Regions from separate parts of the Homo sapiens genome. Here region 1 is linked to region 2. The links are chromatin loops, found by intact Hi-C in ENCODE. Cell type or tissue: chondrocyte. All regions are shown on one strand. Links, peaks and the distances in the headings refer to the core of each region. The heading gives the core; the rest is flanking DNA. Region 1 overlaps RALGAPA2 (Ral GTPase activating protein catalytic subunit alpha 2). Region 2 overlaps SLC24A3 (solute carrier family 24 member 3).

What was found. Peaks named below come from ENCODE experiments on the same cell type or tissue, not always from the same donor. Only the 100,000 strongest peaks of a DNase experiment are listed, where the experiment ranks them.
Region 1: a loop joins it to region 2, with 6 times the contacts of the local background. A loop is called at or near these places in 3 of 110 quality-filtered maps.

What each region holds. Positions count from the first base shown.
Region 1 is chr20:20,559,982-20,576,779 of GRCh38, forward strand. It overlaps RALGAPA2 (Ral GTPase activating protein catalytic subunit alpha 2), which reads right to left. Exons shown (of 40, transcript NM_020343.4): 21 at 12,894-13,087; 22 at 11,867-11,965; 23 at 11,477-11,632. Among named protein-coding and RNA genes, the nearest start is that of RALGAPA2, 140 kb to the right of the region's middle. In chondrocyte, for the core only: CTCF peaks have their summits at 8,820 (motif pointing left) and 9,042; no DNase peak of the experiment used is centred there.
Region 2 is chr20:19,685,572-19,702,369 of GRCh38, forward strand. It overlaps SLC24A3 (solute carrier family 24 member 3), which reads left to right. Exons shown (of 17, transcript NM_020689.4): 13 at 7,688-7,854; 14 at 11,226-11,340; 15 at 12,997-13,109. Among named protein-coding and RNA genes, the nearest start is that of RIN2, 64 kb to the right of the region's middle. In chondrocyte, for the core only: CTCF peaks have their summits at 7,231 (motif pointing right) and 7,432; no DNase peak of the experiment used is centred there.

The DNA of each region.
Region 1 (16,798 bases), core at 4,763-12,762, 870 kb after region 2:
TTCCAGGATCATTTGAAATTCTCAAGTGCTAACTGGGTTGAAGGTACCATGTTAGTTGCTGTGAGGTTCTAAGGCAGCCCCTGCCTTCCAGCAATGACCTGTTAGGGGAAGGGAAAGCTACTCATAGCTAAGAGTGAGGCCACCAAGAGCACAGGGCTCTTGCATGATGGGGACAGCAGGCATGCCATGGGAACCAAGGAAGGGAAGCAAATAGGTGGCACAAGGCACTGGGTCTTGATGAAGGGACCATGCTGCACGTGTTCAACTAGACTCCAGCACACAGGAAAATGGTAGGTATTTTGTTTTAATGTCTTATTATTAAAAGCTTCTCTTTTGCTAACATTTCTTTAGCCCACAATTACCTACCAAAGGATATTTTTTCCATGGGAGAACAAAAGAAAAACTGTTGTTTATTGCTTCTTCAGAAAACAATGTTCTCTCTAAAATGTGTTTCAGTAAATAGCATTAATAGCTGAACAATCTGCAATTACCACAATACCACTTATTGTTATGTATTAAAAAGAAATCAACAGACAAAAAGAGATTATTCCCCACAAGGAGAGCACTTTTCTCACGGAAACAAAAATTGCAATTTAAAATGCTTTTCTTGACATTATATCCTTCTATCCAAGTCTACTCTTTATGAATTATAAACCACAGTCATGATTTAAATCTCTTATATTCAAAAATCATTCCTCTCCAAATGGGAGTTAATGTATCCTCCTTCCCCAAGTATAACTTTAGTACCTGAAATGTCTCTAGAAGCTATTCCTGTGTCTCTCAGTGCCTCTGTGCCTGGAGAAAAATGTAACATTTCTTAAAGTCTTCATAGAACTCTAAATGAGAAAAGATGGTCTTACAGGTCAATAGCTATATTCCAAAGAGCAGGAAAATCCCTTCTGCAATGAAATGTACCATTGCCTACTGAAGGCCTAACTATCTTTCCCTTCCCAAAGTCCCAGAGTCATCAGAAACCCGTTTCATGGAATAAGCAGCACAAGCCAAACAGGCTATGTATCTGTTCACCAATTCATGGATGCAGTGACTTGAGTGCAAGGCTAGGTAGGGCTCAAGCTCTAAAGTGAATGTTCCCTTTTTCTGAGGCTGTCCTAGAGCGTCAGACAGCCTTGGACTGAATACTTTAGAGCTTGAAAGGCTTACAAACACAGAACCTATCACCTGCCATATTTGAACAGAAAACTGGATTTAGTGTCTCCTGATGATGAGCTAGAATCTACCTATTAGTCCTGGCTCTGGGTAAAACAGTCTCTCTCACACAGCACTGCTTCAGACATTTGAAAAAGGCAATTATCTGTCTCCATGCACCAGCCCTTTTCCATGCAAGCTGTTCTCTCAGCCATCCTGCTTCCTCTTAGCTACTCAGGCAGTGCTCATGCAAGAAGTGGAACCTGAGCCCCCTTCCTGCCTCCTTTCATACATACAGTGCCTTGGGCTTTGCAGATGCAGGCCACACAACTTTCTACTTTGGGCTTCCAGACAAAATTCATCTCAGATAATTTTCATGTTAACTTCAGAATTAATCAGAACGTTCCATGTTTTATTTCTTAAACTGATTTTTTTAGACAGAGAATTTAGTAAGCTGAACCATTATGAAATTGTACCCCCTTTTTGAAAACTCATTTAACTCAACCTGAAACATTGACTCTCTTAATCTCCCTGGTTAAATTTTTGTATGCATTTATTCCCTTGGTTAAGCTAACAGAGTGAGACTTTCATACTGTCTTTGATTACTGAGTTGTGTCATTTAATTTATATTACCTAGCTCTTTTCTTAGGACAATGTCATCTGCAGAAGTACTCCTTTAGGGCAAGGTTTCTCAACCTCAGCAGTACTGACATTTTTGGTCATAAATTCTTTGTTGTGTTTCTGTGCACTACAGGATATTTAACAACATCCCTGGCTTTCACCCACCAAATGACAGTGCACTTTATGACAACCAAAAGTGTGTCCAGACATTGCCAAATGTTCCCTGGAGGGGGCAAAATTCCCCTGCCCCTCAAGAATCACTGTTCTAGGGTAATGAAAGTTGACTAGCTCACCACAGTAGAAAGTTAATGCCTGCCTTGAAACTGATAGTTGGAGCCAAAATTGCAACCAAAGTGGCTCAGCTCAGCTGCTTTGGTTACCCATTCTTCCCCATGATGCTGTGTAGATTTGGAATAGCCAGTCTCAGAAGAAGGTCTTTTTTTTTTTCTTCCATTTTCTATCAATCAATATATCTACTGAGCATCTACCCTCTCTGGGAAAAGACAGAATGCACTCCAGTGACTCTATTAAAAAAGATTCCGGTGATCTGGGCTCTGTGACAGGCCACAGTAGAGTCTCCTTCCAGAGAGAAACCTCAGAGCAAAAGAACATGTTCTCAACTGAAAAATGTATGCCAACTGATACACGATATCACACGGTAACAGTTTACTAAGAACAAAATCTTTCCTTTTCCCACATATACTGAGAGTTGCTATACTATTTTTATGCTTTATTTCACGTAGCATGTCTTATTAGATACCGGAAGATTTTGGGCTAAATATACATAATTCATATTCATGTCTGATAACATTTACTTGAAAGAAAGTCTTTACACCTTTAAATCCAACAAAGGAAACCAAACAAAACTGTAGTTTCTGGCCTGTCAGGTAGATTTTCTTCTCTCTGGATCAGCCTCCATGCTATCATCTTACACTTTTTAAAGCTGTGAAACAAGTTCACTGCACATGTGTTAAACCTCATAACCGAAACCTCTGCCATCTGTTACCTCCTACATATTTTTACTTTCCTCATTGAGGTACAAGTGGGCTCTGTCTACAGATTAATGAAAATAATTATTGATTCTACAGCTATAAAAAAAAGAAAAAATATCTCGCATTTATTTTTGGTGCAGTCATCTATCTGAAGTCTTTATGGCGATTGATAGCTGAATAAAGTTATAATAAAACTTTCATTGATAAATTTTGATGAATCTGTGGCTTGTCCATTCCCACAAAACCTTGTGGAAAACACTCGGAAGGCAGTGGATGCTACCTGATGGTGTAACGTTAATTATATGACAGCTTCTGTATTTTATCACTCTGAATTTGTACAATAAGCACAAACAGGAATTATGATTAACTTAACAATACATGTCAGGAGAGGACTGTCATCTCTCACCTGTCCTTATAAATATTATCCTTCAATCAAACCTAAGTCAAACTTGGAAGTTTTGTTTATTGCTACAGTAAACTCCCCTTATATTCAATAATATTTCATTAACTTGAGTAAAGTAAATTCAGGTCAGAAGTTGTATTTTTAGAAAAATAAAAGGACTTGTTTTTAAGTGCTACATTACTTTCAGAAATAATTAGTAACAAATATATGTCTTGGCTAACAAAAACATCAATTACAGAGCCCTTTAGATGTCCCATTTTAATAATTATAAATACATTTACAATTTGCATACCAACTGCTTGAATTCCAACAGAATTAGAAAATATGTTCTCTTAAGTACAGAGAAAATGTCCCTGGAAATCTTTCCTGCACATTTCTAATTCCTAACAGGCAAGAATTCTTTGGGGACACCCCTTGGTGTATCCTCGGATGCACCCATTTGGCCTGTCCTATGCTATAATGTCCAAGGTGAGGAAGGGTCATCAAGACATGAGTCGAAACTTACAGTCCCTTTATCCTATCATGCCCACATGTCTTCCTTTTCTCAATTCATCTTCTTGCCTTTCTGAACCAACATTTGCCTTGACAGATAATGGGAATCGTGCCAGGACACTACTTTCTCAGGATGCTTACCAATCAGTACTACATCCTACCTCTCCAACATATTTCTCACACACAGACAAACACACACACACACACATGCACAAAACACATATGTGCATATATATACAAAATATATACACATATAATGAATTATACACATAGACACACACACACACAAACCCCATCTGTGCCTCAGTCCTTGTTAGCCCTCATTACCTTGCCCCTGGGCTATTATAATAATTTCCTTTCTGTGTTTGTTGTCATCATTCTTTCATGATTATAATTCACCCCCACTTTATCACTGTGGTTTAAGCTTCTTAAAATGCTCTTGTGGTCATGTGGAGTATCATGCTCAAAAACCTTCAACAGCTCCCCACTGTCCATGGGATGAAAACTACTTTGAATCAAGGCTCTCTACAGTGCTGCCTGGATTCATGACCATATATTATTTCTACGCATATATCTGGCATTAAATCAAAGCCACTCTAGTCATTGTTCCTGAACACAGCCTGAAAAGTTCTGTATCTTTGATGTGAAACTCCATCATGCTTCTTGTCCTGCTATTTAAATCCTATCCATTCTTGAAAGTCCTGCTAAATCCCCTCTCCTTTGTGAGCTGCTTTCAAATCAACTTAGCTAAAAGGATATTCAACAGTTCAATTTTCATAACATGTATATCACTACTTATTTGGTCTTCTGCACAAGTTGATGGTTAGTACAGATACTTGTTTATGCATCTCACACTCTCATAACCTGACTAGGTCTTTACCATGGCAGGAAAAAATATTCAACATAAAAAGATCATTGAACTTTGTGCCACATTTAGGAAGGAGTGATGTGACCCTAATAATAAAGTGCCTAAAAATAAATCAGAGGATCTAAGAATGCTTAATGGGAAAGGGTCTGAGAGGCTCTCTAGCCCAATTCATTCACTTGACTACTTGTGGATAGGTGAGGGCCCCATGGCCAGTGAGTGACAAAGCTGAGTCTAGCTCTAAGGTATTTTAGTTCCCAGTATCAGGCCTGCCATCCATGAGAGTCATATGTTATTCTTGAAAGTCAATATATTCTGAAGCCATCTTATATCCTGAATTCTTGGAAGTACATTTTCCAATTCTTAGAAACCTTAGGAATAAGGCCCCACATTAGTCCTATTTTTACTTGTTGTATAAACCTATAGTTTTTTTTAAACTGTTTTTAAATGAAGCTTTAACAAAGTTAGCCTTCTAAAGGTCTAAAGTTCCTCTACTGATACACATCAAAGTTATTATTTCATCCTCGGAACATCAGTTAGATCTTTAAATTCACAAATAAGTACTTTATCTGCTAGTGTTGAGTTAAAATCCTATAAATTAAAACCTTGGTAAAATCACTTGCTGTACAGAATGAGCACTTTAGAGACATGTATTAAAATTATTTCCAGGGATTTGAGATAAACAAGGCCTCCAATTTGCCATCCTAATTCTTTACCTTTCCTGGAACTGAATACTCACTTATGTTTCACCTTAAATATACTTTGAAATTTATGTTTATCTAACATATATGGTTCCATAGTAACAAGTCTAAATTTTCAGCAAAGAACAATTCTTTGTCTGAGAAAAGGTGATGCAATTATTACATATGACTGCATGATACAGGCTGTCTGGGGTTATTAAAAGAGTCAGGTATGGCCAATTTACAAGTATCACCCCTGCACCTTGCTTTCAAAGCTCACTGCTGAGTCTTAATGCTCACTGAGGGGCCTCATGGGATCTTTTTACAAACGACTGTTTATTATTATATTATTCCATCATATACCTCATGAGAGGGGGTTGTAACACCCGTTAAGAAAATCATGAACTACTTTGACTTCTGTGATAGAATACTGCTCTATATATGATGTTTAAAATTATGGTTTTTTTTAACATTGATGTGACAAAACGTTCATAAAAATGTGGAGTTAAATGAAAGCAAAATGTTCCTACAAGCTAAATATTATTGCCTACAAAATAAGTGGCTAAAATTTTAAAAATACAAAAATTAAATTAATGCTCAAGTGCATTCAGCAACTGAAATATGAACCAGTGTTGATCATGTATTGCCAGTGACCAGCACAGCACTTTGCAGAGCAGTTACTGGCTGAGCCAGGGTCTTACTTGCAGGCAAGAGAATCCACTGTTTTGAGATTAAGAAGAAAGAGACTTCTATGAGGGTGTTAGATGGTCTGGAGAATGTCTAGAAGTGCCAGGGAACCAATCACAAATCTCCACAGCCAGGAAAAAGCTGGTAAGCAGGAACACCCAGCCACATCACAAGGCTGTTCCAGCAGAGCCCACTGTCTGCTCATCTCAACAGTGATGGTGGTGCCGGAGCAGAACCTCCATGACAGGAGGACCCAGATCCCCCTGTGCTGCTGCCCACCACTCCCCACATCTACCTTCAAGTGCCATGTTGGCTGGTGTCTCTGCTGGACAGAACCTGGGTCAATGCCAACCCAGCTGCAAGGAGTCTGGGACATGCAGTGTTCAGCTTTCTAGCTTTCCTTGTACAGAGGCTCATTGGGTGGGGTGAAAAGTGAGGGAAAGTGAGCCGATAGCCATGGACACAAAAGAAGCATTTCTGGATCATAAGCATACATGGGTAAAACAAATGTATCAATCGGTATGTCTGTCTACAGCACAGGGAGTGGTTATTTCTCCACACGTTGTAAAATTCCACAATGCCTAGTTATGTTTTTTAGTCAAATCATTATGTTCAAAGTAAGAAAATGTATATGGAGAAAGAAAAAAAATCAACACTTTAAGATATCAGAAATAAATGATGGTGTTGCTGTTCTTCTCCTTACCCTTAATATTATTACAAGAGCTCATGCTTACTAAGGGATCATATCCATGATCCAGACTGAATGCATTACATGTTTTTACCTCTTTCAAGTCTTCAAACAACCCTCTGAGGTAGGCACTATTATTATCCTCATTCGATAGATAAGGGAGCCAGAGCACAGCAAACCCAAATGATTTGGCTAATAAGTAACAAAGCCAAGACAGGAAATCAGACAAGCTGACTTGAGGTCCATGCTCTTAACCAATACACTTTATCACACTCTATTACACTAGATCTTAACTTTATGCTGTTATGATCCAAATATGTTACTTCAGGGCAGAACAACAAACACTTCTGCATTGGAGAGAGGCCTCATGCTTTTTTGGTGCATTATAAAACACAATATTATAGATGAAAATGACAAAGACCCACATTTCCCAAAATGTCTATATGCATATTTGCAACAATAATTTTACATTAATGTAGGCTTTGCATTTAAAAGAGAATTTAACTTTGATGTATAACAGACAAATTACATTAAGACATTAAATCTGTAAGTCATTGTTAAAAAATAGCTCACTTATTTTAAGCAAAGAAAACCTTCCAGTCTCTGATACATGTTCTTACAAACATGAAAATAAAATTCCTTTCCTCAACTGTCCTTTTCCATTTCACACATATTGATCTTTCCATCTGTTTTAAATAATCATGAAATTAATAAAAACTGTTTTTAATAAATCCAAATCATAGGTTCTTTCATGTCAAACTATTTTGGGGAATTCTGATGTGAAAAAGCTGCTTAAGTGTTAGGAAAAACTGAGAACAACAAGAAACAGCTTTAGAAGAGAAACTGAAGGATGATGAAGAACTGAGAAGGCAACTGTGGAAAGGTCTTTCCAGGTTGGGGCAGGGTAGTTTAATAAGGAGGATTCTGAAGTGGAGTAGGACCAAGGGCAGAGCCCAGGCAAAATAAAACGGAAGGGAGAAACAACATCAAGGCTGTTGGACCAATACGCTTGCTGTGAATCAATAAAAGAAAACATACCTGGTGGAATAAGCCAAGCCTGTATGTGAATTCTAACAGGCTTTTTAGCCTGTGGCACTGGGCAAAAGTTTTAGATATTTTTTTGAAGTTTCATTATTTATAAAATGGGCCTCAGGGGCCTGGGTACTATGGCTCACACCTGTAATCCCAGCATTTTGGGAGGCCAAGACGGGAGGACTGCTTGAGCCCAGTGAGCTATGATTGTGTCACTGCGCTCCAGCCTGGGCAATGGAGCGATACCCCATCTCTAAAAAAAAAAGCAATAATAAAATAAAATAAAATAAAATAAAATAAAATAAAATAAAATAAAATAAAATAAAATAAAATAGGCCATGGTATTTATTGAATTGAATTGCAGAGAAGATTCAATAGTACAACATCATGCAGTCCCCAGCACAGAGTCCAGCACTGTGAGTGCTGAAGAAATAAATACTCCTAAGCACCATCACCAGCCCACCCTCAGACACAAAGCAGCTGAGCAGAGGGAAGCGTACTGGGAGACTCCTTCACAGGCAGGCCGGGTAGCCCTGAAAGTCACGCCAAATTTTCTTCATAATTTATAGTTATTTTGGAACTGTTTATAATCCTAATTATTTTGTAAACCACTAACATCAATTTTTAAAAAAAATTCATTGTCAAGGAAAAAATAAAGCCATTTCAAACCATGTTTTCGATCACACCAATCAACCACGAACCCATGTTACATATGTACCGGGGGAAATACTACTTGATAAATTCATTGTGTTAGTATTACATAAGTTATTAGGATAACCAAAACTGGTTAAAAATACTAAAAACAGTTGCTTTGGAATGCACTACATTTTTCTGGCTGTTTGGTATATGTATTATTATTTTTTAAGATACAAATGGTCATGTCTGTTTACATAATAAATTTGCTATCATATTAGATGAAACTATAACTTTCCAGGATTGCCAGAGAACACAACTCATGAGACATCTACTTTACAAATTGTTTTTTAAACTAAAAAATGTCTTCAATTACTATGAACATCATTATGTTTGAAAATACTTTTTAGCATCTTATAACTTATTTAATTCAACACTTTATTGGTCACTACTGACATAATTTTGATACCTTCAGATTTAAGAAAGAACTTCATGAAACAACCAAGCCATACAAAGCATAATGTTCAAAGGCCCATGAACCACAAAGCTGCGTCGTGCAGACAAGTGTGCCACCCAGAGGCAAAAGGAAGAAACCCACCTTGGATTTTATTTGTGAGACAAAACTGATAATGTTCAATTTTAAACAATTATTTATGATTATTTATTTAAAAACACAGGACATCTTTCATAAGGTTCTCTCTGCATAAATAAATCCTTTTGCTGCTAGGATACATAAAAGTGTGGCCCTTTGAGAATTCTCACAAAATAGAAAGAAGCCCTGAGATGGTACCAGTCACAGGTACATAGTTTGTTAATTAAAAAATTGAATTTAACTGTATTCTCTACCATAAATGCTTTCTTTTCTTTTTATAATTAATATAACATGTGTTTCCAGAATTACATAAGTTCTGAAACAACCACTATGATCTATTTAGACGTGTGGATCAAAAGTTAAACTAATTACCAGAGACATTTCTTAACTTAAATGAAAAAAAGTTTCTTTCATTAGGTCTTCTGCGTAATTTTCATCTGGCAAAGGAATAAAGTTTACTTAGAGTAATTCTGTTTGGCAGACAGTCAGCGCTTCTAAAATATATAACAATAATTGTTAAGGTTAAAGAAAACAGTCAACTCTATTAAACTCACATAAAAATTCAAGCTTCTAACTAAGCCTAAATAATAGGCTGATTTTAAATAGAGATTTATGATATCCTCATTTCATCTTAGAAGTCTGAATGTTGGGATTACTGTTAGCATTGGACCATCTTTTAAGATTTATGTATTCCACTATGAACTATAAAAGATATTGAGCCTTAACTTAATTAAAAACATAACATGCATTAAGATGTAAAAACAATTTTAAGCACAAAATTTGGAAATTCTTTTGTCTATACTATAAAATTGTATTTCTTGAAAATGATTTATAAAATAATTTTTTTCAGGTTCTCAAATGTTATATAATATACTCTTATTTCATCTCATTTTACTGTTTCATTTCCACATCAACACATCTTAAAATAGAAAGACAATTCTAAACTCATTTATGTGACTTTCTAAAAAATTCATTCTAAGGAACATTGTTTACTGCTAACTTACTTGTTTTTATAAAATGAGAAGGATCTATAGTTGATTATTATTTCCAAGTAAATTTTTTTTCCTGCAAAATATTAGCATAAGGCTTCTTTAAAGTAGGGTATTGTTAAGTAAACCTTCCTCTTTTGTTTCTTTCACTGAAGGAGTTCATTATTATCTGAGAGTTAATTGTCTTTTCTATACCCCATAATCCTCCACATACCCTGAGTTGCATCATTCTGTAAAAGATGCTTCCACTTGCAATGATGCCTGTAAAATATTTGAGCAGGGAGTACAAACAATTCTACTTTGTGTTCCTATTTCTACATTTATCTAGGAAATAAATGAGATTATGGGACTAAGCCAGCCTGCTACATGGATGTCCTCTATACACTGCTAAAATCACAATGAATATGACAGACTACTCACTAGGACAGTATGGTTATTATTTCATATAAGAGTTCAATGATTTTTAAAGCTCAAAGTAAGTATTGGGAAATACATACTGCAAACTATTTAAATTCAAGTACATTCTAAAGCAACAAAAAAAGTTTGCTTATCAGGAGAATAACTTCTTACATGTACCCTGAGGTATCAAAAGGTCTGTGTGTCTGCATCATACCTTCAACGAATACAAAAAATGCAGAAAGGACAGTTACTTGATAGTTAATAAATGATTCAAGTTCATTAATAAGTATTTACAATTTAAAGGGTAAATCTCAAACACTCCCTATACCTCTATATTGGTTAAGAAAACCTAGTAATAAAATGAAATGTCTTAAAATTTATTGAATCTTTTCTATTCCTTTCTTTCCATCCCCAATGCTACCGGCTTAGTTCTTATCATTTTTTTAAAATCTGTATTAAACACTTCCTAATTGTTCTCCATCTACAGGCCAATCTCTGATTCTATCCTACTATCACATTTTCAAATCCATCTTCCAAATGCAGTCCAGAATCTCTGTGAAGCATAAATCAATCACATCACTTGCCTGCTTGATATCCCAAATCAAGTCAAGAATCCATGTGTCCCTATCCGTAATCTCCCTCAACTGGCAGAAGTCTTCCCAAGGGAGGAAGGTCAGGGTCTGGCCACACCCTATCTCCCAAACCTAGGGCCTACAAGGAGGAAGAGGTAGCTAGTGGCTCCTTGGGCCTTTCTGTTCGAACTTGAACCAAACTTAAATTGCATTGGGAGAAATTAAAATAACTCCTTATCAAGAAATGTCTGGACTCATCTTCTATCTTACAGGTAAAGTCTTTCACAAAAACATCCTAACTACTAAAACAACAATTTTCAAACATTTTTAAATGATCAGTACCACTTTCTTCAAACCATATTTAATGCAGAACCCAAACAAAAAGTGGTTATAATAGTATTTTGAGGTTGACAACACAGGCAGAGGTTAGATCATAGAGGCCATAGAATAAAATTAAAATTTGGTTGGCACAATGCAAATGCAAAGTCAGTGGGGAGAAGAAGCAGGGATGTGAAACCTGATTTACATTTTTGAAAGACCATTGTGCTTGCTGTGTGTAAAAGAGTTGAAACTACTGAGAAATTCAACACTTCTGATGTATTTTCATAAATATTACTAATGTCTTTAAAGAGTGATATGCTATTTCCAATTAATGGGCAATCACAATAAAGGAGTCGCAGAATACCTGATCCTCGCTGGTTAATCCCAGGTGCATCACAAGGTAAAAATGCACCAGGAAATCTGAGTTTGGCAGAACGTCCTGGCGTCTGGTCATCATGGCACAGATCAGCCTGTAGGCTTGTAGTTTGCCTTCCTTATATTCATTTGGCAGTGTCGCCGCCTGTCAAGGAGATGATGTTTCCAGATTAAATCAAGCCCAGGTGCAGAGTATTTCAACATTTCATTTACTTCTCAGTTTTCCTTAAGAGTTGTTTATGGACATGTGGGATGCAGTTACTTTAGTAAGACCCAGCCTGTCTTCAAAACATGCAGTCTTGGGCAATTACATTTTTCAAACTCAATTTCAGAAAGGAAGAGGAAATCGCAATAAAGGAATAAACACATATCCACTTGCCTTAAACAGCCATGATGCAAACATTCTGAGTGGTGGGATCAAAACTGGAGGAGATGGAGAAGACTGGTTATCCAGGCTTATTGCTAGATTATCCCGTATCTAATTCACAAAGAGGAGAATTTTAGGGTAGGTAACATTACGTTTATCCCAACAGTATTTCAACAGTCTTCTGTGACCATATAGCTGCTTTCAGTTAATTTCTATAAGTGAAAACCTGTAATATTTACAAGTTTCTCTTTTATTGTGAAATTATCCTTTTGAATTACATGTTTGGCTTACTGTATGTGGTTTTAGATTTATATACAAAACAAAGGCATTGTTTTTCCTTGAACGTTAATGGCTGGGGAGGTCCTGAATTCCAAACGATAAGTAACATTTTAATGAGTTATACTGAACAAACATGAACCATGTTTTTGAAAAAAAAATTTAATACATGTGAATGTCAGAACCCAAACAAAAATCAGAATAAAAATTGTATGTACTACTCAGGAGGCTAAAGCAGGAGAATTGCTTGAACCCAGGAGGCAGAGGGTTGCAGTGAGCCAAGATGGCGCCACTGCACTCCAGCCTGGGCGACAGGGCAAGCAAGACTCCATTTCAAAAAAAAAAAAAAAACTTGTATGTACTCTAAGATTCTACTTTCATAAAAAGAAAGAAGACTATATATTAATATTGGCTATTTCTATGAATACTGATGTTAATTTTCTTCTTTGTATTTTTCTACATTTTTCAAATTGTATACAATACAACCAATATCACTTTTATAAAGAGAGTAACTAGAATGACTTAACATCCTGTATTTAATATCCTATAGCAATATTCTACTTTTGCACTAAATGAAATAACTTTTGCATTTATAAAATAGTCATGTTATATATGATTATTCTTTGATAATCAAATGGACTTTGTCTAAATGTACCATTTGTGTTTCGGAATATGTTCAGTAGTTAACTGAAACACAGTTTTTACATTAAATGATAAGACCATTTTCCTGGATTAGAATAAAAAGTAACATAGCAGAACTTACCTTTGCTAGTTTGTACCAGAGTTCATAGAGATAGCAGAAAACTCTGGCATGGATCTTGGGTGACTGGATGTTATTCACATCTCCGAGGATCCCCAAGACCCTTCGCCATAACACAGCAGCAGAGTCTGGGTGCCAACCAGTGAGGCTCCCCCCGGCGATTATACTACAGTCATCTGTGAGGCACTCGCTGCTATCTATGCAGAAAAACATGTCTGTTAACCCTGTAAACAATCTTGATTTCATCATACCTTTTTTCTTTAAGGCAAATTACCTTAGGTATTCAAAGTAAAATAATTAAGGCAAAAAATGTGAAACAGCTGAGAATTTAAAAGGAGAGAAAAGCAGGATCAAGGAAGAAAGGTCAAATGATTTTGATTCTTCAAACTAAAAGAGCAACAAGCTAAGACATGACATAACAGTTCCTGGAGACCCTGTGATGGGTTTTATAGATCAGGGGAGAGGAAGAGGGAGACCCTTGAGCAGGATGGGTGGGAAACAGTGCCATGGAAATGGGTGGCCAGGGAAGCCTCAATGCTGGAGTAACATCTGCGGTGGTTGTTGTTAGGTCAGGTTCATGGGGGTGAAATGTGCATACAAGAAATTTCCATCCCTTTCAGGTTTAAGGAGTTTTAAGGAATGTATACGTTCATGCAACTGTTGCCATAAACTGCCACCATAATTGAAATATGGAGGATCTCATCACTCCAAAAAGTGCCCCTTCATAATTGGTCCCCTTCCTCTATTCTCAGCCTCTTGCAACTACTGCTTTGTTCTCTGTTCCTATAGTTTTGCCTTTTCCAGAATGTCACATGAATGAAATTCTACAGTTTGTAGCCTGTCTGGTTTCTTTCACTCAGCAAAATGCATTTGAGATTCATCTGTACAGTTGTGGGTATCAGTTGTCTCTTCTTATTACTGATTAATATTCTATTTTACAGATGTGTCATAGTTTATCCATTCACCTGTAGATATTTAGATTTGTTCCTGTTTTTTGGCAATTATGAATACAGTTGCTATAAACATTCATGTACAAGCTTTTGTGTTAACATGTTTACATTTCTCTTAAGTAAATATCTAGGAGTGAGATTCCTGGGTCCGGTCATAAGTGTATGCTTAATAAACATTAAACTGAAGAAAGAAACTGTCAAACTGTTGTCCAAAGTGCTGTTACGGTTTGCACTCCTGCAAGCAAAGTATGAGAGAGTTCCACTTGTTCTACATCCTTGCTAGAACTTGATACTGTTGGTTTTTAAAATTTTAACCATTCTTATAGGCATGCAGCAGTATCTCACTGAGGTTTTCATTTGCAGTTCTCCAGTGACTAAAGATTTTAAGCATGCAGTGATATGTGACTCGAACTTGAAGACAATGTGCAAATGGGCTGTGCAGCTCTGTGGGGAAGAGTCAGTTAGGGAGAAGAGCTAGAGCAAAGGCTGTGAGATAGGAGTGTGCTAACAAGTTCAAGGCATAGAATGTCTTTGTAATATATATTTAATTATGAAATATGAAACTGTGCATTGAAACAAATAGTTAATGAAGAATTTAATGATTTACATGTATATCTAATTTTACCGATTAAGTTATAGAATTTTGTTCTTTGGATACCTGTTGCTTTAGTATGAGTAAAGGCTAGAAGACTGATTTGAGTACGTCTCCAGCTTCCTAAAATAAGCCTTTGAATTTTTAGAGTAAACAGAAAAGCAGCCAAAGACACACAGGCACCACTTAAAGAATGATGTATTATAACAAAAAAATTTATTTCATAGTATGTATGTAATAATCAACAGAGGCAAGCATTTTAACTGCACATTGTATTTTCTCACTCTTCATCCTTTTGACTTCATTGCAGCATTTAACGCTTCTTCTCAGGCCCTTTTTAGACAATTCTATCTCTATTTGCTTCCATGACCAAGCACATTCCTCTAATCTCTCGCAGCTCAGTTTTTAAATTCTGGATTCCACATCTCCAACCTGCAGCCTTTGCACAAAGTTCAGTCTCTGTTCTCATGTGTCATAGCCTCAGCCCCCATGTGTTCTATCCCTCTTCTCCACTGGCATGGTGCTTGAGTAGGCCACCAAAGACTTCCATGTTGTTTAATGTAGTGCTCAATGTCCAGTCCTCAGCAGCATTTGATTCAGGTAATCATGTCTCCTTTCTGAAATGCTTCAACCATTTGACCCCCAGGTATGACTCTCACCTGGTCTTCTTTTGCTGGTGCTTCTTCATCTCACAGACTGTGGACACTGAAGAGCCCTGGAGCTTTTGTCTTCTCTATCTATACTCATGCCCCTCTTAATCTCATACAGATTTACTGCCAGACATATTTGAATGCCATCCATATACTCACAGCTCTACATGCCCATTTCTGGCCTAGATTTCTTTCCTCAAGTTTAAACTCATTTCTCCAACAACATATTTGACAGCTCTACATGCTCAGGACTGAACTGAAGCAGAAACCATAAGCAGGCATGGTCTTTGGTCAGTTTCACTGTGTTCCTGAAGAACCTCAGATATATGTATGTTGAGTTTGTTTTTTTTTTTTTTCCTGGAATTCAAAAGACTCTCTTCCTGCTCAAAGAGTATGAAAACTCTCCTTTAATCCCTCTGTTTTCAAGACAGCATCTCTGCACTCAGACGTGTTGGTGACTCCAAGCCAGAACCCGCCTAATTTACTTTCACCATTTTCTAGGGTGAAAAAGCAGTGGCCAGTGGCAACAGAGCTCTAACTAGTTCTTAAACAGACTTACAGTCTTCCTGTTTTTAGCCCCATCATCACCTCCTACTTTTGTAGCTACCTGGTATGGGAAATTTTCTAACCCTTTTAGAGAACCCGCATTAATTTAAGTCAGGTTGTTTCTTGGCTTCCCCTATTACTGACACAGGATTTAATATTCTCAGGTCTGCCAATTAATTTACCACAGGCCACCTGTTCTGCAACTTCAAGAAGTTGGTTGCTACTGTCTTTCTCCTGCCATCTTTGTCCTTGTGGATTTATGTCTTATTTAATATAAATCCTTTCAATGTGGCTTAAGTACGGTTTGGAGAATAAGTGGGGCTATTTGTGTTTGTTCACTCTACTGTCTTTAATAATATGCATTATTATAATTTATGTCTTTGTTACTCATTTCTCTTGCTTATTTTTAAAAGCCACTTATTTTATAATTTTTGTTGTTGGCTTTAATGCATTTATATTTGGTAATTTTTTCCTGAATTAGTCTTTTTAAAATAAAATTTATTTTTTAAGAACAATTTTGGATTTATAAAAAATTGTGACAATAATATAGTTTCCATATACTCCGTATCTAATTTCTCCACTATTAACATCTTATATTCGAATGGAATATTTATTACAACAAACCAATACTAAAAGATTATTATAAAGTCTACACTTCATTGAGATTTCCTTAGTTTTTAGGTAATTCTTTTTTCTGTTCCAGGATCTCATCCAGGATATCACATAACAAATAGCTGTCATGTCTCCATAGCCTCCTTTTGACTGTGAGTTTTCTTAAAACTTTGTTTTTGATGACCTTCATGGTTTTTAAGGAGTACTGGCTTTATAGATTGTTCCTCAATTGGAATCTATTGGATATCTTTCTCATAGGCTTTTCTTTTGCATTCCTGGAATGAACTTCTCTTAGCCCTGATGTATGATATTTTTCCAACATTCTTCAATCTCATTTATTATTGCTTTATTTAGAATTTTTTGCTTATATGTTTATAAGTGAGATGGTCTCTAATTATGTTTTTTTCATACTGACCTTGTGTGGTTTGTTTCAAGGTAACATAAGGTAGATAACAGAAGTGAGTTTCTCTTTCTACGGAATGGGATGAAAAAGGTAAAGTTTCTCTTTTACATGAAGGTTTAGTAAAGCTAGAAATTATCCTTTATTTTTATAGATCT
Region 2 (16,798 bases), core at 4,193-12,192:
AGCTCTTTAACCAACTCTGTTTTGTGGAAGTGTTACTGAAATGTCAGGGATTTGTTCTAGGTCCTGCTCATCAGTACACAGAAAGCCAGTCACTGAGACAACGAATATTGCCAGGGAAGAAGGCTTTAATCAGGTGCTGCAGCTGAGGAGATAGGAGATCAGTCTCAAATCCATCTCGCTGACCAACTGCAATTGGGGATTTATATAGCAGGGAAGGAATGTAGCTACCTTCCAGCAAGCAGGAATTAGGGAGAAGTAAGGAAGAGGAATTGCTCCGCAGGAAATAGGCAGTCCATCAGGCATCACGATGAAGGAGAGATCTGACTCCTCATTGTCCAGACACAATGATCTGGTGAGTTTCAGTTCCTTGATGCCATCTGGGAGGCCTAAGGGTCCATTTCCTGAGAAAAGAGCTCAGGGAAGACAAATGTAAGTTTCGCAAGTTTTAAAGCTGAGAGAGAGTCAGTTTTTATATTAATTCAAAAGAAACTATAAGCATCAGTTCTATGGGACAGTTGGGCTGGTTTCAGGGGACGGTCTTATCTTACTTAGCTGTTCTGCAGGAACTTTTGGTATGAAGGAAGAAATGCCCATGACCCGTGTGGGCAAGGCAGCTTGGTGCACAAAAGGAGAGGCACGTCACTCACCTCCACCCATCCCATTGCACCTAGCCGGGAGAGCTGTCCTGCCAAGGCCAGCCTGGTGGATGCCAAGGCCTGAAGAAGCTTTCAGGACCTCAGCCACCAGGGTGGTGTCCTCCTCTCCCAACTGCTGCCTCCAACAAGGACTTGGTTGTTCCAGAAACTGTTTCACCCCACCCCACCCATTATCAGAGCAGGTGGTCCAAGCCCAAAGAATTCAGCCTATTTGCTGGACCTTCCAGAAGCTTCTGGCTGTTTCAGGGAAGAGTACACTAGTTTGATTCACATGGACTGTCAAGTGTGTGAGGCTCAGTATACATGTGCAGCAACCTCTTCGGGATGTTTGAATGTGCAGGATTATCTGAAGAAACGTTTGATTGACTTGAAAGCCCATTTAATGATAGGACATGGTGCCGAGTGTCAGAGTCCTGTGTTAATTTTGGATGCGCAGGGTCTTGCTGTGCTCCAGGGGAGCTCCTTTCTGTCCAGAGGACAGCAAGTAAAACTTGAACCAGAGATGCCCCTGTGCCCACTCAGGGCACCCAAGATCTCAGCCTCTTCAAGAACTTATCAGAAAATATTCATCCAGATTCCTATTCCCCCAGGTCCCTTACCTCCCACCCAAAGCTAAATCATTACTTGTTAGTACATTATCTTCATAGAAAAAATGTACACTCGTTCTTTATCCATTTTGCCACCATCAGATATATTTCTTGGCAACCTTTCCTATCAACCAAGACAAAAACATCTTAAGGATTAAATGGCAAAACACTCCTTTCCTCCCTTGTAAACCCTTCCATTCATTTTCTGTTGCTGCATAACAAAATGCCACATATTTTGCAGCTCAAAACAAGACCCTCTGATTAGCTTACAGTTCTGTAGGTCAGAAGTCCTGCTGGATTCTGTCTCACAGGCCGTAATGAAGGTGTAGCCAGGGCTACATTCCTTTGCAGAGGCTCTGGGAGAAATCATTACCAGGCACCGGTTCATTGCGGCTGTGCAGGTCCTTGATGGCTGTCAGCTGGGGATGTCCCACTGTTCCTAAAAGCCACAGAGCCCCTCCACCTTCACCTGGATGTGTGGAGCTCTTCCCGCCATCATTCCTAATCTCTCTGGCTCCCCTTTTGCTTTTGAGGACTCTTTGCAGCTAGATCAGGCACCTGCACAATCTCTCTACCTAAAGGTCAACTGTGCCATACAACACAGCAGAATCACGAGGCTGATAGCTCATCCCACTCACAGACCCTGAGAATCTTAGGGACCTGTGTCTAGAATTCCACTTACTCAACCCCTGTTTTCAGAGTCCGCCATTAGCTGGCCATAACCAAGCTCCAGTAATGCTTATTTCGCTAAAATCTTTCACTAATTAAACAGTCGAGCCAGTGGAAGTTCTGTAAGTGACCAAGTTCTATGTTAGCATCTTGGGAGCCCAGAATCCCCAAGTGCACCCCTCCAGGGGACAATGAAAGATGTGTGTGTGAGATGAGACCAAGTCTGGCCCAGTGCCTGGGCCTCGTTACTGATTGGGACCAAGCACCCCTTTCAGATCCCTGGTTCCGTATTTCTCTCCTGGATGAGAGCTAACTGTGGGGTTTCAAGGTCTTTGAAACTCGTGCTCGCCACCCTCTGTCTCACTGTGATTAGGTTGCAGATGATGGAGGCCTCAGACCTTCCAGCCACACCTTCTGGGCTCCTGTGTATGAGGAGACATGGCTGCAGGCATCTCACCCCCAACAGATGCTTCACCTGAGGCTCAGGAACCCCACATCCCCTCCTGTGTCCTTCCTGAAGCACAGACAGGAGAGAAGAGACGATACTCTGTGTGGTCGTACCATCCCGTGGGGTCTCCATGTCATTCAAGGGCTCCCAGCTGCCAAGATAGAAAGCAGAATTCCAAGTTCTTCTCTAGCAGCCCTTCTCACCAGGGCTTCCTTAATGAAATGCACGTTCTGATTCAGGAGGTCTAGGGTGAGGCCCGAGTCTGCATTGCTAATCAAGAACCGGCTGCCCCCCATCCTGTGACACTGACGCTGCTGGTCTGTGTGCCACACTTGGAGCACGGAGAGGCTAGAGACCTAGAGGCACTCAGCAATCTTCCCAGTTCTTCTAAGATGCGGGAAAGCCTGATTCAGAGCCCGGGTCTGCCTTTGAAAAGAGTGGGCTCCCCCAGTTACAACTGTCTCTTCCCCTCCACCAGCTGCTAAGGAATCCCAGGCCCAGAATTAGGAACTCCATTTTAAGGCAAGGGGACTGAATGTCCAGCCAGGCCCGCTTCCTGGGGCAGGCAGGCCTCTGCTTATGGGTGAGAAGCCTGTCGGGTGCTTCCGGCCAGCAGAGGGCATTGAGAAGCCAGGGAGTCAGTTCTGGGAGCCCCAGATGGGTTCCTATCAAGTCAAGTTCCTGTGGACTGAAAAAGATCCGTCCACATGATGAGGACATTTTTCTCTCTCATAGTCATTCTGCAAGGCATGAGTACCCTGTTTCTGGCACCCAGCCACAGTGCTTTCTTCTCTCAGGACTTGACTATAATGGGTATGATGATTACCAAGAAAGTAATTATTTAGGAGTATGTGAATACTGTTGTGAGTTCATATATGTACATATATGTACAGTGTGCAATTTAAGATTGATATAACATAGTGTTAACATGCACATGTATACTGTGTACACTTAATATATTGTATGCATGTATAATATATGTGCAGATATTAACATATTTATGTTTATATATGTATATACTATATTATAGGTTATATACACACAATATACACATATACATCTACACTTGGTATATGCACATACATACATATAAACGTGCAGCTATTGTTATCTCTTGGGTGAAGAAAGCCTTATTGTTGACAGACAGCAAAAGAAACCTTTTCATGTGTATGTAGGTAAACACATTTCCATGGGAAAGAAAAACTAGAAGGAAATACACCAAAATATAAGTAGGTTTTTCCAAAGCAAAATTATGTTTTTTCTGTATTTTTTACTTTAAAACAGTGTACATTTTTATTGCCGATATTATCGGAACAAATGTATATGTTTAGGTCTAGGTCTAAAATACTGTGCAATAACTTTTTCTCTCTTTGATAGAATTCAGCTTTCTTCAAAGCTGACTGAGGAACATAATTTAGAAACAAATCCTTTTGCTTGTTAAAGCCAAGTCCAACTCAAAGGGATACTATCATGCTTACGGGCCAGCTCCGGCCCCTGGCTTCAGCTCTCAGTTGCTGGCTGACTTTTGTGAAATCAGGTAATCACCAACACATCAGGTCCATGGTCAGGGAAGTTTTTTCTCTTAATTCATTGCTGTACCCCCAGGACCTGCAGCAGTGCCTGGCACAAAATGGCATAGAGGACATTCACAGATATTTATTAAATGAATGAATGAAGAATAAACCTATCCCCCTTGTTGCTCTATTTTGACCCAATGGTAATAGAGCAGAAGATGGAAAAATGTCCAGAAATGTTGTTGACTCAAAGAGGAAAGGAAACCTTTTTAAACCCTTTATTCAGAAATGGAAATTAAGGGCTGGGCGTGGTGGCTCATGCCTGTAATCCCAGAACTTTGGGATGCAAAGGGAGGATGCGGATCACCTGAGTTCAGGAGTTGGAGACCAGCCTGGCCAACATGGCAAAACCCCATCTCTACTAAAAATACAAAAGTTAGCCAGGCATGGTGGCACACGCCTGTAATCCTAGCTACTCAGGAGGCTGAGGCAGGAGAATCACTTGAACCTGGGAGGCAAAGGTTGCAGTGAGCTGAGATTGCACCACTGCACTCCAGCCTGGACAAAAGAGTGAGACTCTGTCTCAAAAAAAAAAAAAAAAAAAAAGGAAAATTAAGACCAGCTAAAATGTGGGTGATCTTTATTTGACTGCCTTTGTTCCTCAAAATCATTTTTAAAAAACACCTTTATATTTGTTATATTTGCTGCATTACATTTAAATATATGATTCAGATAATGCTCATTGAATTTCTGCTTTTAAGGTTCTGTTGTTACAAAGGGGCAATAACTTAAAGAAAGCATATATGTCATTGAAAATGATGTTTTCCAGATATAATGCCCTCCCAGTGTCCAGTCAGAAATTTTTAAAGCAGTTGATAAAAACTCAAAATTCACTGGCACTAACTTACACTTCTTACAACTTTGTCTAATCAATATCATTTTCCAAGCTCTTGCACTCGTAAATTCTGACTTCATTTTTTTCTTCCCTCTTTTTTTTTATTTTCTGAAGAATGTGAAAGAGCCAAGTTGGGATCATTTCTCTTCCTCTTCCTGTGTTTCTTCGTAATCTTTGATTGGGTGTGTATTTTAAACTAAACCGAGTTACTCTGTCCGTTTGAGGGCATCAGCCATATGGAAGGCCGTTGAGGGGATTCTAGGAGGTTCCACATGGGTAAATGCCTTATCAGCACATTGCGGGATTTAGGAATGTGCCAAATTCCAGGATGCATTTGGGATCCAAAGAGCTGGCCATATCCTGGATTCTGCAGCATCTGGAAGCCCCTCTCCAAACAACTCTCAGCCAGGCTTCTTGATTTACAAAGCAAGCACAGTCTCTATGTTCTCATCATTCACTTGACCATCTCCAAAGCTTAAATCTAACAAGACTCATAGCAGCTAATAGGAAAACACTTCTCTTTTCTTACTATTTTTTTTGTTTGTTTGCTTTACTCTGTACTTGTAAATTGGATAGCCTTAGATTCTCAAAACCAAGTAATTTTCTTTGGTCTGTCTGATTAGATTGTTCATAATAACATTATTACTACTACTGTTACTGATATTTACTGAAAATGCAATATAAGCCCTGCACTATCCCTGCCTTTCAATCAGGTGCTAAACAAGTGAGAAGACCCCTGTTCTCATAGACTTTATTCTAATTTGAGGGAGACTGAAAATAAATTAAGAAACAACCCTGATGGTTTAAGACAGGAAATATTCGCATGAAACAAATAAAAATATTTGCTATGAAACAAATAGAAAAGCTGGAGTGAGATGATGAGAGTTATATTTAGATTTATCTGAGGGCTCAGTGACATTCGAGCAGTGAAGTGGCCTGCGTGACAGGGCAGATTCTGCCATGAGAAGATCCAGGCAGAAGACCTGCGAGGGCAAAGTCCTTGAGGCAGGAAAAGGCTTGGAGTGTCTGAGGACAGAAAGTTAGCCAAGACCAGGGAGTATGTGAGCAGGGAGAGTGGCAGGTGCGGCAAAATCAGGCAGTGCCTTACAGACCATGGTGGGGAGACCTGATTTTACTCTAAGGGCAGTGGAGGCCAGTGGAAGGTTCTAGAACAATTTGGTTTTTGAGACTCTTTCCTCTGGCTACTGGTAGCAAACAGATGGAGGTAGGATAGGCATTGGAGCAGTAGTCCCCGTAGGAAGCCAGGTTGTCAGCCAGGCCTTGGTGAACCTGGCCCCAGCGGAGGCTGTGGGGATGATGAGATGGTGGGAATGTCCTGTCAGGTTGCCAGGGTTGGCTGTGGGGGATAAAAGAAAGGGAAAGATCAAGAATGACTCCCAGGATTTTGACAGGAACGACTTGTGAGCTCATGTTGTCCCAGCCCTCATCCTAATATCATCTCATTTAATTCTCCCAGCAACTCTGTGAGCTCGGTGCTGCTGTATACACATTTTCACAGATGAAGAAACTGAGGTGTAGAGAGTTTAATTAACTGAGTCTTTCAACTCATAAGCCACAGAGCAGGGACCGGAGCCCAGCACCATCTAATGAGAAACCCCTCTGCCTCCCATAGACACTGTGCCTCGGCCCTTTAAGAGAGGCCAGAGGGTGCCAGAAATAATGTTAGATACTTTTTCTATCTATGCAGTTTTAAGAAACTATTTGGAGATTGGTAGGATATATGAAACAAATACTGGATACTGGTCTAAAATTATAAAATACATTTTATTAAACATTTAATTACTGTTCAAATGTTATAATATAAAAATTCCTCCTTAACTCTGGTGGGAATATAAAATGGTTCAATCATTTTGGAAAACTGGCAGTTTCTTATAAAGTTAAATAAATACCCACCTTATGACTCAGCAATTTTCCTGGGTCTTCGTCCAAGAGAGATGAAACATGACCACAAAAAGACTTGTACAACAATGTTCATAGTCACCTGGCTTGTAATACCCTCAAACTGGCAACAAACAAATGCTCACCCACCGCCATATGGATAACAAATCGTAGCACATTCATAGGAGGGAATACTACACAGCAATTAAAAGGAATGGATCACGCAACATGAATGAATCTCAATCACATTATGTTGAAAAGAAGAAGGAAGGCACGAAAACATCCTATATGGTTTTATTTGAAGTTGGAGAACAGTAAAAACAATATCTATGGTGGTAGAGGGTGAGGGTTTGACTAGAAAGAGGCACAGCAAACTTTCTGGAAGGTAGAGGCACTGTGTATCTGGATTGCATTGAGGAATACATGGAAATATGTATGCATATTTATTTCTAGAGGTGAATTAGCAGTTAATCAGGTTAGTAATACAGGTCTAGGGAGAGCCTTCAAATCCTCTTTGAAGATTCCGGCGCGCTGACCGACGATGCTGAGAAATTCCACCAGGTGGCGCTGCGTCCGCTGACGCTTTATTATCGGGCGAAAACGTGGAAAACAGAAGCCCACTGGAGGTCTTCCTAGCTCCCCACCCCCATTTCGACCCCCTGCACCTACACACATTCCACCTCTTTTTTGACCTGAGTATCCTCCTCTCTTTTCCCACCTGGCCATCTGCCAAACCATCCCCCTAGCCTGGTATTACTAAGAAGTGATTCACCCTCTCATTTCGGAGACCTAATCAGCAGGTGGGCAGTGGGTAATTTTTTTTTTAATTCTGTTTGGTGTTGCATGTCAGGTTTCGTTGGTGATGGAAAGTCATTTGAATGTTTTAGAAAAAGAGCAATATAATAAGGTTTAATTCTGGGGAAAGCAGTACAGACACTTGGCAGAGCAAAGAAATAAAGCTAACTGGGGTTCTTTGTTATTTTTTTTTTATTTCTTTTTGGCCTTTTTCATTTTTCCAGCGGGTAAACTGGAAACAGTGAAATGGGCGTTCACCTGGCCGCTGAGTTTCGTCTTATACTTCACTGTACCCAACTGCAACAAGCCGCGCTGGGAGAAATGGTTCATGGTGACGTTTGCTTCCTCCACGCTGTGGATCGCAGCCTTCTCCTACATGATGGTGTGGATGGTGAGTGCAATCGGGACCCCATGGCACTGTTAAATCTCTTTAGAGAATAAAGAAGGGAATAAGAGTCAGGGTTTCAGCCGATAACTGTACTAGTCAGCTATTGCTACAATAAGCTGCACAACGAACCACTCCTAAACTTAGTAGTTTAGAATTGCAGGCATCGATTCTCCTGCTCACACGTCTTCATGTTGACTGTGGATTCATTAATCTTAGCTGGGACCTGCTATGCAGCTCTGCTTCAGGCTTCAGGGTGGTCATGTTTGATTCAGGCAGCAGGTGGGGTCCATGTCTACTCCACGTGTCTGCTCATTTTCTTTGTACCAGAGGCTAGCTACCTGGGGTATGCTCTTCTCACAGTGCATCATTAGAATGCAAGAGAGTACGTGGAAACACGAAATGCCTCCAGGATCTTCGCCTGGCCCTGACTTACCATCACGTCCACACACATTTTACTGGCCAAGCCCCACATCAATGGCATGGGGGAAGTGTACTCCACCTGCTCCAGTGGGAAGAACAGCCATGTCACAGGGCAAAGGACATGGAGGAAAGGCACAAAGAATTGGGAAATGATGATCAATCCCTATCGGCATCTTAGTTTCTTCAGCCAGACAATGAGGCATTGTATGAGGTGATCACTCAAGGGTCCCTTCTGAGGCTAAAATAATGACTCAGTGATTCACATTGGTTGATTGACATTGACTGATATTAGTTGATTGACATCGATTCAGTGGCTTTGACCTTAACAAAGCCATTTTAGGAAACCCAGCCTTCCAGAATGCATTACCCATTTATGGCTATACTTTTTAACTGGGGAGAAATTCCAAATCATTAGGATTGGACAGAAATTAAAAAGCATGGCAAAATGATGCAAATCCAAATTAATCTTGCCTTGAGTGTTGGATAGAAATGTAATATAAATTCTGGAGAATTAAACTCAAGAGCTAAAAAGAAGGTTATGAAAAAGATATTTTGGTAAGAACAAAAATACCCAGAAAAATTTTGCTACATGGGTTGCAAATTTGTAAACCTGACACAACTAATTCATAATCATCTCTTTCCTCAATATCACAAACATTTTTTTAAAACCCAAGTTTTATAGCCAGGGGTTTCTCCCTCATCCTGCATTCACTAATGTTTTCATCTGACATATGCACCAAGAGCCACCTCCTATCTGGATTTGGGGGACAGTGTTGGCTGTCCCTGACCTTAAGGTGCTACATGATTTTCTGTGCAGCCCCCTAACCAGCGGGCTAACTGACCTGACTCATCTGAGGTTCAACTTCCTTCTGTTTGCTTCCTTTTCCTCCAGTGGAGGTTCTAATAAGTCCCAATCAATGCCCAGGAGTAGGGAGAAAACTAGGAGAAGCCGGAGACCTGGTCCCAGCCACCTGAGCAGTCTGCTCCCCTGAACTCCAGACCCAGCCACAAACATGATCATGAAAATGATGAACCAGAGGCCAAGACTGGCTGAGCCAAACCAGGTTCCTACAGGGACTGAGCTGAGGGTTAAAAAGGAAAAACAAGGTTTGGCCAGGACGCTGGTAGCTCCATTTGATCCAGAGCGACAAAATAGAAACAGCGTGTGTTTCTGCAGCTCACTTTCCTCCCTGGAGACCGGAAGTCAGAAAGCCCTGTGGCCACCCCAGGTTAAATTCTGTTCAGTTCTGCTCAGTACTGAACAGAAATGAGCTGCATTCTCTGTCTGAAAGGAGGCAAGGCAAGCATCTCTATGGATTTCACTCACATCCCCCCAATCTTTGAACAGGGAAGGAGCGATTGTGGCCTTTGGAGTGAAGTCAGGGTTCCGGGTGTAGGTGTCTCTCAAGGGCTGGCCCAGGAGGAACTGTGAGAAGAATGTGCTCCTTACAACATGTGCTTTGCATTTCCTGTAATTTTATGGCAAGTGAGGGAGATCCAGTGGCATCCTAAAATGACCTGACAGTTTCAACTCTTGTGAGTTATCTTCTCCTTGGGCCCACATGCAGGGAATGTGTCTCTTTTTCCACTTACCTCTTTTTTTGCCACCAGCTCCCTCATCATCTGCCTCATCAACTGCTTTTGTTTTTTTAAGCATGCTTGCATTTGCTTTTTCTATATTTGCATAAATTTAAGCGGTACAAGTAAATTTGTTACATGGATATATTGTGTGATGGAAGTGACGAAGTCCTGACTTTAGTGTATCCATGACTGAAATAATGTTCATCGTACCCATTAAGTAATTTCTCGTCACCCACCCCACTTCATTCCGTGCTGAATTTAAACTGAGGTGGCCTCTGGCCTTCCTGTTTTTCAGTCTCCAGGGAGGAAATTGAGATGTAGAAACACAACATTTCTGCCCCCAATCCTTCCAAGACTCCATTGCCTATCATTCCACACCCCATGTCCAAGTGTACACATTACGTAGCACCCACTTATGAGTGAGAACATGTGGAGTTTGACTTTCTGTGTCTGAGCTGTTTCACTTAAGATGATGGTCCCCAGAAGCTATTATAGTGAAGAAGATGTTGACAAGGACAGCAAATTGCTACCAAGCTTCAAGGAATAGAGAAAAGGAAATGCTAGTTATGGCTTTCCCCTTTTTTTCCTTTTCTTTTTTTTTTTTTTTTTTGTGAGACAGGGTCTCACTGTGTTGCCGAGGCTGGAGTACAATGGCACTATCACAGCTCATCGCAGCCTGAACCTCCTGGGCTCAAGCCATCCTCCTGCCTCAGCCTCTCAAGGAGCTGGGACCACAGACATACACCACCATGCCCAGCTAATTTTTAAAATTTTTTGTGGAGACAAGGTCTCACTATGTTGCTCACGCTGGTCTAGAACTTTTGAACTTAAGCAATCCTCTCAACTTGGCCTCCCAGAGTGATAGGATTACAGGCCTGAGCCACCGTGCCCAACCTTAGAGTTATGCCTTTTCTAACAAGTATGGATACTGTCAAATCCAGCCCCTTTGCAGTTCTTCTAAATTCCCATTGTGCATCCTCCCTGACATGGACGCTCAAATTCCAAGCAAAGCATCCATCCATTCTGGATGCCTCAGGGCCACCCGTAGTTCAAATATTCTGTCCCAATATTGCCTTTTTCCCAGAAATTCTATTTTCTCTTCTCAAACCACCCGCCTCACCGGAAGAGAACAAGTGAAAAGGCCAATGTTTTGTTGGAAAGTTTGGGTCCTATTACAGCACCGTCCCCTGACCTGCAGCCCCGGTCGGCATCCACATAGTGTTTGTCACCCTCTGTATTGATACAGAGAGCAGACATTGCACCCCACAGAGATAGCCCAGACCATAGCCTGTTGTGAGTCTCCATCAGAAGAATCATGGGCAGGTGGGGCTTGAGGTGACCCTCAGCTGACCACCTCTTCCTGCTCCTTCTAGGTCACAATCATTGGTTACACCCTGGGGATTCCTGACGTCATCATGGGGATCACCTTCCTGGCTGCTGGGACCAGCGTGCCTGACTGCATGGCCAGCCTCATTGTGGCCAGACAAGGTGGGACTTCCAGTGGCAATGGGGAAGGAGGGAGGGAGGGAGGAGGAGAGGGAGGGAAGAAGGGAGGGAGGGAGGGAGGGAAGGAAGGCAGGAGGGAGAAGAGAAAGGGAGGGAGAAGAGAAGGAAAGAGGGAGGGAGGGAGTGAAGGAAAGAAGGAAGGAAGGGAGGAAGTCAGGCGGGCAGGCGGGCCTCTCTACCTGGGGGACCCACCTGGTAATTAACAGGGTTTGGAAGGAGGGAGGGTGATGCCGTGTTGGTTGAAAGGTTTCCTGGGCTCAGAAGAACAGAGAAATAATCCAGAAGGTCCTACCCTTGAGGAAAGCAAAGACATTTCCTAGGTAGCACCCATAGCCCCTTCTGGAGGCTGTATCACCATCCTCCTATTATTCAAAGTAGTAGGAAATGTACTGACAGCTAACCTTTACTGAGTAAAACATGATAGATGCACTATCTTATTTGATTTAAACAACAGCTCTGTGAAATAAGCACAATCATACCCCCATTTTATGGACAAGAAAATTGAGGCTTAGAGAGGACAAACCTCATCCCTAAGGCTGACCCACCTGCAGTGCCCTCTAAGTGACAGGTCCCAGAGGTCAGTTTTCAGAGTGTGACAGATCCTTCCCTCCTTCAAAGCCAAGCTCACAGGCTCACAGCTTACCTTCCCAAACAGATTCCCCAGATGGCCACACCCTTCTGTAGCACTCATTCTGACGCATCTGCCTGATTTATGCTGGAGGGCATTTGTTTCAAACAAATGTGTGTTGAGCTACAAAACTTAGCTCAGTGTCCCATAGACATCCTCATGAAGCTCTACTGTTGTCTACACTATTGTTCAGTTATTCCGAAGAAGGACTGGAGACAGTACAGGGCAGTTGGAAGATGACCCAGTATGCAGGTGTGAGCTCGGGAGTCACTTTCTAGAATGGTTGAGTTTATTCCTTTCCATAAGGGTGTCTCAGAATCTCCAGAATCCTTGAAACCATCTGTATTAGTGCGTCTCACATTGCTGTAAAGAAATACCTGAGGCTGAGTAATTTATCAAAAAAGAGCTCTAACTGGCTGATGGTTCTGCAGGCTGTACAAGAAGCATGCCAGCATCTGCTCGGCTTCTGGGGAGGCCTCAGGAAACTTCCAGTCATGGTGGAAGGTGAACGGGGAGCAGGCATGTCTTACACAGCAGGAGCAAGAGGGTGGGGGGAGGTGCTACACATGTTTAAATAACCAGATCTCACGAGATCTCACTCACTATCACAAAGCCGGTACCAATGGGGGATGGTGTTAAACCATTCATAAGAAACCACCCCCATAATCCAATCACTTCCCGCCAAGCCTCACCTCCAACACTGGGGACTACAATCCACATGAGATTTTGTGGGGACACAGACACAAAGCCTATCACTGTATTTGGTTTTTTGAATCACTTATATTCAATCAGTGATGATATTTGAAGTAAAGGTCAACCATTCAATAGAACGTGTGTTTCTCTGTTTTATAATTCATGTCATCCTTTCACATGGGTGATGGCCTTGAAAGAGAAGCACATATGTGAGCTTGCAGAACCACTCTCTGGCTGTGAGACTAAAGGCTTGGGAGAGTCCTGTGTGGGGCCCCTGGGTTCCCTTCCCTCTCTTAAGTGACCTCTTGTCCCTGCAGGGATGGGGGACATGGCTGTGTCCAACTCCATTGGGAGCAACGTGTTTGACATCCTGATTGGCCTCGGTCTCCCCTGGGCTCTGCAGACCCTGGCTGTGGATTACGGATCCTACGTAAGTGGTTTTCTCCAGGACTTCTCCTGAAATCCAGGGCTACGTGACTGTGTTTTAACAGCCTTGGCCACAGGGTCTTTGTCTCGGGGAAAAAGGGGTGTAGAAATCGTAATATTGAGGGGGAAACAAATTCTCCTTGTCAAAGGCCTTACTAGTCAGGCTTGCAGGGACATTCAGGACTTTAGAGCAGGGGCCAGCAAACTTTTTCTGTCGAGGGGCAAATACTAAATATTTTAGGCTTTGTGGGCCAGAGGATGTTTATACAGCTATTCAGCTTTGCTGCTGTAGCAGAAAAACGGCCATAGACAATAAATAACCAAACGGGCATGTCTGTTTCAATACAACTTTCCTAACAGAAACCGAAGTTTGAATTTTATATCATTTTTATATGTCATGATATATAACACTTCTTTTGATTTTTGTTCCAACCATTTAAATATGTAAAAACCATTCTTCACTCATGGACTATGCAGAAACAATTGGTGGGCCAAATTTGGCCCATGGGTCATAACTTGCCAACCCCTACTTTAGTGTACTTAGACTTGCTTCACCTTATTACAGGCTAAGTGATTCATGTCAGAGAAACACTGGAGAGATGCCATCCAGGCTGGCCACTGAAAGGGCAACGCCCTGGCGGGGAGAGGGGGAGAGGGTCACAGAATTCCAAATAACTCTTCTAAGTTCTGCAGCCCACAGGGTGAGACTTTTGCAGTCAGGCTCTTATGAATTGACTCACATCAGCCAAATTCACAAGAATTTGATGTCTAGGATAGAATGTCAACAGATGGTAGTAACAGATGGTAAGATATATAAGGGCTGTGCAGAAAGCATGTGCTTATTTTGGATGATATGTTCTCTATATTCCTGGAGAAATATCTTATGTGGGAATTATTTTGGGCATCCTATGACCATCCTCTAATTCAGGGTTTCAGGAGTACTCACAGATTACATTCATGGCTAAGGTTTATTATAGCACAGGATATGGGATAAAAGGAGCTGGAAAATGAAATGCATCAGGAGAAGCCCAGCGTGGTCAGCTGCAGGCCTCTAATTCCTTCCCTAATGAGTCACACAGGAAGTGCTTTCTCCCTTGCAGGAAACATGCATGAGATGTCTCTATCCAGGGAAGTCCACTGGAGGCTGAGGCTTTTGGGGAGGGCTGGTCAAGTAGGCACATTCCTGCTGCATGAACAGCCATGATGCCTGAATCTCAGAACCCCAGCATAGATACCAGGTAGACATTATAAAGTTTGGGAAATGATCGTGACAAATTGGTACAGCATGGCCTATCGCTTCTGGGGTACAAACCAATGTCATCAATTGTAGCATCCCAAGGGTCACATTCACAGGGGTTGGCCAAAGGTCAACCATGGTTCAGGACTCTCCTGGAGGTATGCAAGGATTAAATAACCAGGCCTGCTGTGTCAACAACTTTCGCAGAGAAGGTCAAATTATGGTTTTATTTTTCAGAATAAGTGTTGCTAGCTACTGTATTACCAAAAACCCCAAAATTCCACTGGAGTAGCCCAACACGGGATTGGTTTTTTACTCAAATTCCACTGCAGATGTTCCCATCCTGGCAGCTCTCATGTCTCTTCCAAGCAGAAACTCAGGGTTTGTGGCACAGTCCATCCAGTGGTTCTACCATCTTGAAGTCCTTCTCCCATAGCTACACAGAAAGCAGAGAAGGCAAGGGCATGGAATATTGTGTAGATCACTTTCTGATGAGGCCTGGAAGTGGTGTCTGTCCCAACTGTTCCCATCCCACTGTCCACATAAGTTACATGTACCCACTTGGATGCAAGAAGGATCCAGGTAATTAGGTTAGTGTTGTGCCTGAAATTCATATAGCCACATGTGGCTTGTGGCTGACTGTTGGACCCTGTAGCTCTAGAGGATTAAATGACAATCACCCAGAGTCTAATCCATAGATAACTATTGTTAACATTTCAGCATATTTTTCTTTCTCTAGGTTACTTTGTATAGCAAAGATCATCCTATGTAGGCAATTTTATACATTGCTTTTTATACTTCCTGTTATATCAAACGTTTTTTCCTCAAAATCTCATTGGAAACATCATCTTCAAGGTGACCTATTATTACAGTATATTCCAAAGTGTACTTAATCATGCTGCTGCTCTTGGACACTTATGTTGATTCAAACCTTTCACTGTTGTAAGTAGTGACACCACAGACATCTTTGTACATTAACCTATAGGTTTTAGAGTTTTACCTAAATCTATACTTTTCAAGTTAACATTTCAAGTTCTTCTTTAGATGATTTTTCTCAGTGTTAGAAAAGTTATATAAAAGATTGTTTTCCAGAATGACAATATTTTTTACATGGTTATTTGTCCAGATTCATTCCTGAAGTTTTGGGACAGCTTTATGACACCCTCATATCCTGACCACAGGAAGCCCCATGAGGGCTGACATTGAGCCTTTCACATGTCTGTCTTCTTCATGGCACACAGTATGGGGCAGGCACATACTCAAGCCATGAAAAGCATGTTGAATAAATGGGAATCCATGTTTAGCTCTTCCATGGCCTTTGCATTCACTTTCACCAGCAGTGAAAGTTACCTTTCATGAATTAGAGGGACACTTCAGGTCCAGGCTGAGACACGAGGGCATGAATAACCTCGTAATTTGGTGCCCCCCGAAACATATTTTTATTAAAAAAAAACATTAATTCAGCATTTATTTTCAAGATGAGATAAATGCTTCATGAGCAAAGGGTGGAGATGGGAGATTACTGGTTCCTTCAGTAATGCAGTCTTCTCTTGTTATCAAGAAGTTCAGCTCTGAACTCAAACTTGCATATCATGGTCTGAACAAAAGCTTCGCAGTTAACACAACCTAACTTCCTTAAAAAATATTTAGTGGCTTTCTGTCTCTACTCAGTCATACGTGACAAGGATGCCAATGAAGATACTCCTCAGCCCAACTCAGAGTGCTGCATGCAGGGGTCTGATGAACCCGTTGGCAGTCCATCTGGTTTACTCCTCAGCTTGTTTCACTTCCCCATTGACCTCTTATCAAAGTTATGAGGAATTAAAAATCAGAACTATCTGAATTTTAACTGCTTTTTGTCCCTCTGTTGAGGACTAGAAGACAATGGCTAAAAAACAGACATCAAAAAGAAGAAGAAAAAAAAACCTGGGCTCTAAACAACCTGAAGAATTCATCCCTGAATAATATATTTTCACCAGGATGACTCTCCAGTGAGGGAGGGACAGGCAGGAGCAGAGAATGAGAAACTTTCAATGTCCTTCAGATCCATGATGTTATTTCTTATTTTACTTTGATTAAAGGGGACAATCATAGAAGGTGAAATCAAAAACTTTCAAAACAAAACTAAAACTCACCCCAGAAGCAAACCAGTTTATCTTACTAACTTTGAAATCTTCCTGACTAGACATGGATATCAGGCCTGAAATTCCAACTCGATTCAGCACACCATAAATCATTCTCCTAATGATCTCTCCTCCTTTCCTCCCCTTCTGACATTTTCCCAATACTCTTTAGAGAACAAAAAAAATTAAACATTATTCTTCTATCAGTAATTCCCAGAGCTATGAAAGTATACTCTTTCCAGATCTCAATGTCTACTGACACGGTGACATCATGAAAACAAAAATTCAGGCTTTAGTGGATGTTTGGTCCAAATTCATGTTTTTCACCTGAAG